Regions from separate parts of the Homo sapiens genome. Here region 2 is linked to region 1. Evidence: read pairs that join two places in POLR2A ChIA-PET (ENCODE). Cell type or tissue: Panc1. All regions are shown on one strand. Links, peaks and the distances in the headings refer to the core of each region. The heading gives the core; the rest is flanking DNA. Region 1 overlaps MAGI2 (membrane associated guanylate kinase, WW and PDZ domain containing 2). Region 2 overlaps MAGI2 (membrane associated guanylate kinase, WW and PDZ domain containing 2).

Region 1 (4,401 bases), core at 253-4,252:
TTTCATTTAACAAATATGGATTTATGCTTAGTATGTGACAGATATTATATTACAGTCTAAAGACACAAAGAAAAATAATACCTGTCATCAAGGAGGTTACAGTCCAGTAGAAGAAATGGGCATGCAAAAATAAAGAATTAGATCTCATAATTGGAGTACTAGAAGTGCAAAATGTACTGCAGGCACAAAAGAAAGAACACTTAACCCTTTCTGGCTGTACCAGGGAAGATATTAAAAGGTGTGTCTTGAACAAGGAAGGTTCTTTTTTTGGTGAAATGCTTTGCATTTTTATTGTACGATTCATTGTCTCATTAGCTAAACCATTTAGCACTTGTGTAGTGCTTCACAGATTACAAAGTGCCTTCAGACACATTAAACATAAAGTACATTTTATTAAACAGTAGTTCCTTTTTAGGCATTTTGATTGCAGCTTATTGATTTTGTCTTTATAGGCACTAGACCTATATCTCTATAGGGTTCTAGTAGAGGAGGGGATGTTCTAGTTACTATTCCTGCATAACAAATCACTTCAAAACATAATGATTTAAAACAGCGATAATCATTTCATTATTTCTCATAATTTCTGTGGGTCAAGATTTTGAGAAGCACTTGGCTGGATAATTCAGACTCATGATCACTCACACAGTTGTGGTCCCACTGACTGGAGCTAGGACAAGAGAGGGCTGGAGCAGCATGGGCTGGCTGAGAATCTCTTTGTCTGCATGTTGTGTTAGGGCTTCTCCATGTGGTCTGACCACATGGGTTAGTTTGGTCAGAGGCCACCATGCTGTGGGGAAGCCCAATCAGACTACTTGCATCCTGGGTCAGGGTCCCTTACCAGCAAGGTGGAAGCTGAATCGATTTTTCTAGCCTTATTTTGGAAGTCACACTGCATCAGTTGAGTCACTATCTATTGGTCACAAGCAAGCTACAAATTTAAGAGGAAGGGAACTAGATTTAACTTCTTGATGGATGAGAGGCAAGGTTCTAGAAGAACATTTGAGATAGGGGATTTTCTTGTGGGCATCTTTGGAAAATACATCTTTACATCTTCATTCAAGCTTTGAGTAAATAAATTATTCTTCTTTTAACAAAGATGGCATGGGATCTTATCAGAAAATTATCCAAGCCAGAGGGAAATTACTAAATTTTACCTGTTTTTAAACTGAGTTTTAAAATTTCAGTACCTGCCACTTTCTAACAAAACAGATAAAAACACGATAGGATAGATAAGAAGAAATTAATTTGGCAAGGAGGAAGGATTTTCTGACATGCTTAGCCATTGACCCTTAGAAGAGGTTACCACAGGAAACAGAAGAATCAGTTTCTCTGGAGGTTAAAAACTGATGGTAGAGGAATTCTGTGAATCTCACTTGTTGTCAGTGTAGTCCCAGCTGGAGGAAAGAGAGAGATTGGTAACCTTTTTAGGCCTATTCTTCTGAATTCACAAGGTATAGAGAGATTGTCTGGGTAACCTTGGAAAGGTCTTTTGGTCAATTAAAAGGCTTGTTTTTATATTATGTATTTATTTCTTTATCATTCATTCTTTATTTTGAGCACTATGTTTCATAAAAAAAAGTTCCAATTTTCTACATGTACGGTTCTACCCAATGCAATTACCAAAAGGGCTTTCCAGATCCTGATTACTGTCCTTTGATAATAACTAGATAACTAGATGATTAATTTCTAGTTATTAATCAAAGGACAGTAATCAGGATTATTAGGATAATTATCCTTCGTGATAACTTATAATTTAAGGCATTTTTTTGGCATGACTGACAAGGCAAGTAACAGATTATCTATGGATGATAGTTTTGTGTTTATAAGTGCATTGGTATCTATATGTATAGGTCGTCATATAGAGAGGTTAAGTGGTACCAAATATTTTGCTTTACTTGCATTATTTGATTTGATTTTAAACAACTCTAGTATAGTTAGTATCCCTATTTCACAGTTGATATAAATAAGGCAGACAGAAGTTAAGTAACTTGTCCAAAGTAAAGAGGCAAAGCTAAGATTTAATCAAATTCCACTAACTCTAGAGCCTCACTGCTGAACAAGGTACTGTACTATTTATTATTAACAGTGAAATGAGTACTCAATCTTCCTTTCTAAGTTTCTACTGTATTTTCAAATAAGTCTGCAGTCTGGAATTTATAAATCAGAATCCCTCAATGTCATTAAAGTATAGGCCAGATGCTCCTTTATCTGGTATGCAAGGCCTTTTATGATCTAACCCCCCTCCCGTGTGTGTGTGTGTGTGTGTGTGTGTGTGTGTGTGTGTGTGTGTGTGTGTGTTTCAACTTTTTTCTTCTATTCCTCCAAAACAGGCCTCTCTGTTTTGTTCTAGCCAAATGGGTAGTTCTCATGCTGTTTCTTCTACCAGACACTGTCACCTCACTCTCATTACGTTCTTTCTAGTATTTAAACCTGTTTGAAAGCTGTCTCTTCTATGAAGCTTCTTAGATTACCCAACAAGAAGATATTTCATGAGAATTCCTATAGCTCTTACTTCCTGTATGACTTGTGAGAAATTTGTCAATGTTATAATTGCTGTTTATGTGTATAGAATCTCCCCAATCAAGTTAAAAACTCCCGGATGGAAAAAAAATGGCTGCATTCTTTGCTTTTTTTCTATCTTCAAATCCTGGCACAGTGTGCCACAAATCTACACTTTTTTCGATGTTGATTAAGTAGTCTAACTTCCTTGTAACCAATTTCTGTCTGAATTGGGCGGCATCATTCTCTATTTCCAAGGCCTGTTCTTGAGAATAATATTCTTCTCAGGTTTAAAATAATATTATAATAATTATGTGACTAAAAACTTTTGAGAAAATGTTGCTATTAGCATGGGGGTGCTTTCTTTGTTTGCTTTCACATATCCTTATTCAGTATACATTTTAATGACTCTAGGATGCTCATTCTGTCAGATAAAGAACATAATTAGGTATACTTTGTTTACACAATTGAGCAAAAAGAGTCTGGTCTGAATTACTTAATTGACTGGTCTCTAGTATCAGTGATGCTAAAAACTGAACTGAATTTCTGAGCATAATTCCCTAGCTGCTTGTGCTTTTTTCTAGGACTATAGATTGCACACCTAAAACTGGACAGTCATCTGACATAACTGTGCTGTTATTTAATGAGACAATCAGACAGTACAAGTACCATCGCTTCTGTATACGAAGGAAGATAATACTGCGATTAAAGATTTTGAATGTTAGTCCTAGAACTCAAAACTTGACTCACATCCCATTTCTGTTACTATTTAGCAAACAAGATTAAACTATTGTCCATTTACTGATAACCTACTTTGCTGTAAAAAAGATTTTAACAATTTTATAAATATATCAAGGTATGTACTGTAACAAGAAAACATCAATTTTAACCAAATGGCAAAGATGAGGTTAGGTGATAACAAGGATAAGGGAATAAAAGAGACCCCAGAATAAGGCCAGTAATAGAGATAGATGTCAGGTTATCATACAATATTTGTTTTTTGTTTTTTTTTTTTTAGACAGAGTCTGGCTCTGTCACCCAGGCTGGAGTGCAGTGGCGCGATCTCGGCTCACTGCAAGCTCCACCTCCCGGGTTCACGCCATTCTCCTGCCTCAGCCTCCCGAGTAGCTGGGACTACAGGCGCCCGCCACCACGCCCAGCTAATTTTTTGTATTCTTTTTAGTAGAAACGGGGTTTCACCGTGTTAGCCAGGATGGTCTTGATCTCCTGACGTCGTGATCCGCCCGCCTCGGCCTCCCAAAGTGCTGGGATTACAGGCGTGAGCCACCGCGCCTGGCCAGGTTATCATACACGCTTACTAAGAGTGGGCTGCACATTTCACTCTGCTTACCGACGTGAAGAGGGAAACCCGTTCAAGTTCATTGTCAGTTTTACTGATTTGCGGCGCCTATTAAAAACAAACCATTTGCCGAGGAGGTGTGCGCCTACGTAGAGAACTAAGAAATTGCTTTCACGAGGCTTTAAGAAGAAAACACCGTTTAAGCCCTAGGAATGATTCTGGGTAATAATTATAAGCCAATAGAAGCTTTTTCAACTAAAGAATTTTAAAGATAAATTAATACTATTTTTGTTAGAGGTAGTGATTTTGCTTTCTGTCATGTGCTCGTGTTTCCTACATGGGCAACTTATGACTTCTCTGTTGATCTATCTGGTTTCACAGTGCTAATCTTCTCCAAAACTCCAGAAAAATCTCTCATTTCAGTAGTGGCACCTCGTTCTATCACCACATTCTCAATTCTACCATTGCCTTCAGAATGGCACTTAAAACATTGGCCAGCTTGCCTTATCTTTGTTTCTAAGTTTCTATCACGCTGCCAGCTACCTACCCGCAACCCCAACTGCTCTGCATTCCTATATTCAAGTTCGGTGTTTGACGACCTT
Region 2 (4,401 bases), core at 191-4,190, 490 kb after region 1:
GCGAGTGTAAACATCGAAGCTTCAGCATGGGTGGGTCAGAAGGAACAGGACAATGAGGAACTCATGCATGAAGGACACACGTGTGACAAACATGTGGTTGCCTATTCAAAGCACTCAAAACAGCCTGAAACTCTCAGTTTGAAATGCAAGTGAAGGCTGTCAAAGCTGAAAGAAAGAAGCACCTTTTATGATTTATTTGGCCCTGTCTGCAGGTGTTTTTCCTTCAAGGAAGTATCACATTGTTGATTCCTTGTTTGGAAACGGACAGCAAACACCAGGCATTTGTGAGCAGCACTCTACAAAGTCTTAGGTTCCCGGTACTAAAAGGGAAATTCATATGATAGCCAAACAATCTTAAATTTGACCTTCTCAAGGCATTGTTACAAAATAGCACTTGAATTCTCATAATTAAATGTTGGCAAGGTATTTTAATTTCTTGCATTGCTTAAGATTAAAATAAACATTGCTAATTAAATAGCCATATCTTCATAGTGTCCAAATGAAAATCAAATATTTGGACCAAGTTCTTGATATTAAATGGTATCACAAACTCACTGTGCAGTATCCACTGTATGATTCATAGAAACAAATTTGGATGCATTTTTTATATACAGCTTCTTCTAAAAGCATGACATAGCAGAAAAAAGGTACTTTGAAATCCCTAATTTACATTATGGTAATTTGTACTTTTCTGAAAATATTCGTTGTGTGCCTGCTATCAGCTTGGCTACCCCATTCTCACTTTTCCTTTGCCCCCCATTTACTCCACAAGTAATCAAAGTGGTCTTTGCATTTGGTTTGTGTTTGGGGATGAGGGAATTGGTTTTTGTTTTTTGCCTAGCATAGCAAAATGCAGAATGCTGTGATGCTTAAAGTACTTCTAGTCGAAAACCTCTTGAGTTTACCCTAATTCCCACAATTTATACTCATCTCTCTGAAATTAATAGGAACTAGCACCATGCTTATGTGGTGAAATTCACTTTATCTTATTATGGGCTACCAGAAGTGCCTATGACCTCTTTGAGATAAGCAGACTCAAGAGCTGAGTCGCAGGCCTGGGTCCTTATATCAGGACCATGGGTGGTCGGCTGTTTTTAATTATTTACTAGAGTTTTTAATTTATAAAGTAATAATGTACATGGTTTAACTTTTTTAAAGCAAATAATGTCAACAAGTATAAAATGAAAGTAATTGTCTGTCCTATCCCAGACTTTCAGTCCTTTCTCCCAGAAGCAAATATATTGTTTGTATGTATAGTCACAGAAAGTTTATGGTCTACTAGCACGTGTATGAATATATATAGTATGTTTAATATAGATGGGATAAGTGTGTGCTACTTTAAAATACCTAGGTTATTTGGTGTTTTACATACACCATGTGATATAATTTACATACCACAACACTCACCAATGTAAGTGTATGCTCAGTAAGTTGCTAAAATGATATAGTTGTGCAACAATCATCATAATCCTTAGAACATCCATCATCCCGAATTCTCCCAAACCCCAGGTAACCACTAATATGCTTTCTGAATCGTTTTGTCTTTCTATAATTTTTTCATAAATGGAATCATACAGTATATAATATTTTACTTAGCTTAATGCTGGTGAGAGTTACCTATGTCGGTGAGGTTTAAGTGTTTGTTTCTTTTATGGCTGCATAGTATTCCATTGTACAGATACACTCCATTTTCCTGTCCATTCATTAGTGTATGGACATTTGAGTTGTTTTCAGTTTTTGACATTTATGAATCATGTTGTTATGAACATTTGGATACACATGTTTGTGTTGCTTATGTTTTCATTTTTCTTGGGTAGATACCTAGGAGTAGTATTGCTCAGCTGTAAGAAGAATATATATTTAAATTGTTAAGAAGTAGAATGTTTTCTAAAATGGCTGTTGTACAAGGTTTCCAATAGCTGCCCATTGTTTTTTTTTTTTTTTTTTTGGAGACAGAGTCTCACTCTGTTGCCCAGGCTGGAGTGCAGTGGCACGATCTTGGCTCACTGCAACCTCCACCTCCTGGGTTCAAGCAATTCTCCTGCCTCAGCCTCCTGAGTAGCTGGGATTACAGGCACGTGCCACCACATCTGGCTAATTTTTTATATTTTTGGTAGAGACAGGGTTTCACTGTGTTAGCCAGGATGGTCTCAGTATCCTGACCTCGTGATCCACCCACCTCAGCCTCCCGAAGTGCTGGGATTACGGGCGTGAGCCACCGTGCCTGGCCCAAGTTTTTTTTTTTCTTATATGGATCATTCTTTTGGTGTTATATCTAAGAAATCTTTGCCTGACCTGAGATTTCTTGTGTTTTCTTCTAAAAATTGTATACCTTTAGCTCTTTTATTTAGGTCTGTAAACATGTCAAGATAATTTTTGTGTATACTGTGAATTAAGGGCCTAACTTCATTTTTTTTTTTTTTGCTTATGTACATCCAATCATTCTAGCACCATTTGTTGAAAAAGCTAATTTTTTATTGAATTCCCTTGACACTTTTGTCAAAAATGAATTAGCATAAATGTGGAGGTTTATTTCTAGATGCCCTATTCTGTTCCATTGATCTGTTTGTCTATTCTTGTGCTACTACCACACCCTCTAGGTTACTTTAGCTTTCTATTAAGTCTTGAAACCAGAGAGTGTTAGTCCTCCAACTTTTTCTGCTTTTTCAAAATAATGTGGCTATTCTAGGTCCTTTGCATTTCCATAGACATTCTAGGATTGCATTGTTCCTTTTTTTTTTTTTTTTTTTAATAGACAGGGTCTCACTCTGTTGCATAAGCTACAGTACAGTGGTGCAATCATAGCTCACTGCAGCCTCAAACTCCTGGGCTCAAGTGATCCTTCACCTCAGCTTCTCCAGTAGGTAGGACTACAGGCACATGCCACTGTACCTGGCTTTTTAAATTTTCTTTTAGTGATGAAGCCTCACTGTGTTTCCCAGGGGTGTCTAGAGCTCCTGGGCTCACGCAATCCTCCTGCCTCTACCCGCCAAAGTTGGGATTACAGGAATGAGTCACTGTGCCTGGCCTAGGATTGCCTTTTTAATTATTTTGTTACATAAAAGGCCTGCTGAGATTTGGGTGTTTCATTGCATCTATAGAGCTATTTGTGGAAAATTGCCAACATTGAACCTTTTAATTCATAAAGATAGTATATCTCTTCACTTATTTGGATCTTTAATTTCTCTCAGAAACAGTTTGTAGTTTTCAATGTACAGATCTTGTACTTTTGTTCAATTTATTTCTAGCTATTTTATTCTTGTTGATGTTATTGTCAATGGAATTGTTTTATGTCTTTTCAGGTTGTTTATTGCTAATATATAGAAATGCATTTGTTTTTCATTTTTTATTTCGTACACTGCAATTTTATTAAACTGACTCTTTAAGTCTGGAGGCTTTTTGTAGACTCCATAATATATTCTATGTAGTTATTATACCATCTGGTAATAAAGACAGTTTTACTTCTTCCTTTCCAATTTGTATGCCTTTGACTTCTTTTCCTTGCCTTATTACACTAGCTTGAACTTCCCAGAATAATATTGAGTGCAAGAGAGGTGAGCAGACATCCCTACCTTGTTACCAGTTTTAGAAACTGTTAGTCTTGCATCATTACATCTGATTTTAGGACAGGATTTTTATATGCCCTTTATCAGGTTGAGAAAGTTGTCTTCTATTCTTGGTTTGCTGGAAATTTAAATAATCAATAGGTCTTGGTTTTTATCAAATGTTTTTGCTGCAGCTATTGGGATGATCTGGTAGTTTTTGTCCTTTATTAATAATGGTATATTACATAACACGATTTTTAGTTATTGAACTAATTTAATGTTCCTGGGATAACAACCCTACTTGATCATGGTATATAACTCTTTTTGTATGTTGCTGAATTTTGTTTGCTCATATTTTGTTAAAGATTTTTTAATCTGTTTGGGGGAAGATTTTTCTGTTGTTTTCTTTTCATGTGATATATTTCTCTGGCTTTGGTGTCAGGATAATAGTGGCTTCATAAAATGAGTAGGAAAGTGTTCCCTCTCCTCTAACTTCTGAAACAGTTTGTGTAGGATTGATATTATTTCTTCCTTAAAAGTCTGATAGAATTCACCAGTGAAGTCATCTAGTCTGAGCTTTTATTTGTAGGAAGGTTTTTAGTTATTAATTCCATTTCTTTTCTTGATTTAATGTTTTCTTCTTAAATCAGTTTTGGTAATTTATGTATTTCTAGAAATTTTTATAATTCATCTAAGTTGTTGAATTAGCATAAAGTTTTTAATAAAATTTTATGTAATTCCTTTTTAAGAACTAACTTTTGAAATTGCTGATTTTCTGTTTTCCGTTTCAACATTTTACACACTGGTAGTTAATAGTTTTTTCTCTCCAGCTTACTTCGTGTTTGATTTACTTTTC

What was found. Peaks named below come from ENCODE experiments on the same cell type or tissue, not always from the same donor. Only the 100,000 strongest peaks of a DNase experiment are listed, where the experiment ranks them.
Region 2: POLR2A ChIA-PET joins it to region 1 with 6 read pairs; 2 of 35 experiments call an interaction of 5 or more read pairs at or near these places.

What each region holds. Positions count from the first base shown.
Region 1 is chr7:78,739,274-78,743,674 of GRCh38, reverse strand. All of the region lies in intron 2 of MAGI2 (membrane associated guanylate kinase, WW and PDZ domain containing 2), which reads left to right. Among named protein-coding and RNA genes, the nearest start is that of MAGI2-AS2, 270 kb to the left of the region's middle. In Panc1, for the core only: no CTCF peak of the experiment used is centred there; a DNase peak (open chromatin) is centred at 2,595.
Region 2 is chr7:78,250,489-78,254,889 of GRCh38, reverse strand. The region is part of intron 10 of MAGI2 (membrane associated guanylate kinase, WW and PDZ domain containing 2); the gene reads left to right. Among named protein-coding and RNA genes, the nearest start is that of DDX3ILA1, 260 kb to the right of the region's middle. In Panc1, for the core only: no CTCF peak of the experiment used is centred there; no DNase peak of the experiment used is centred there.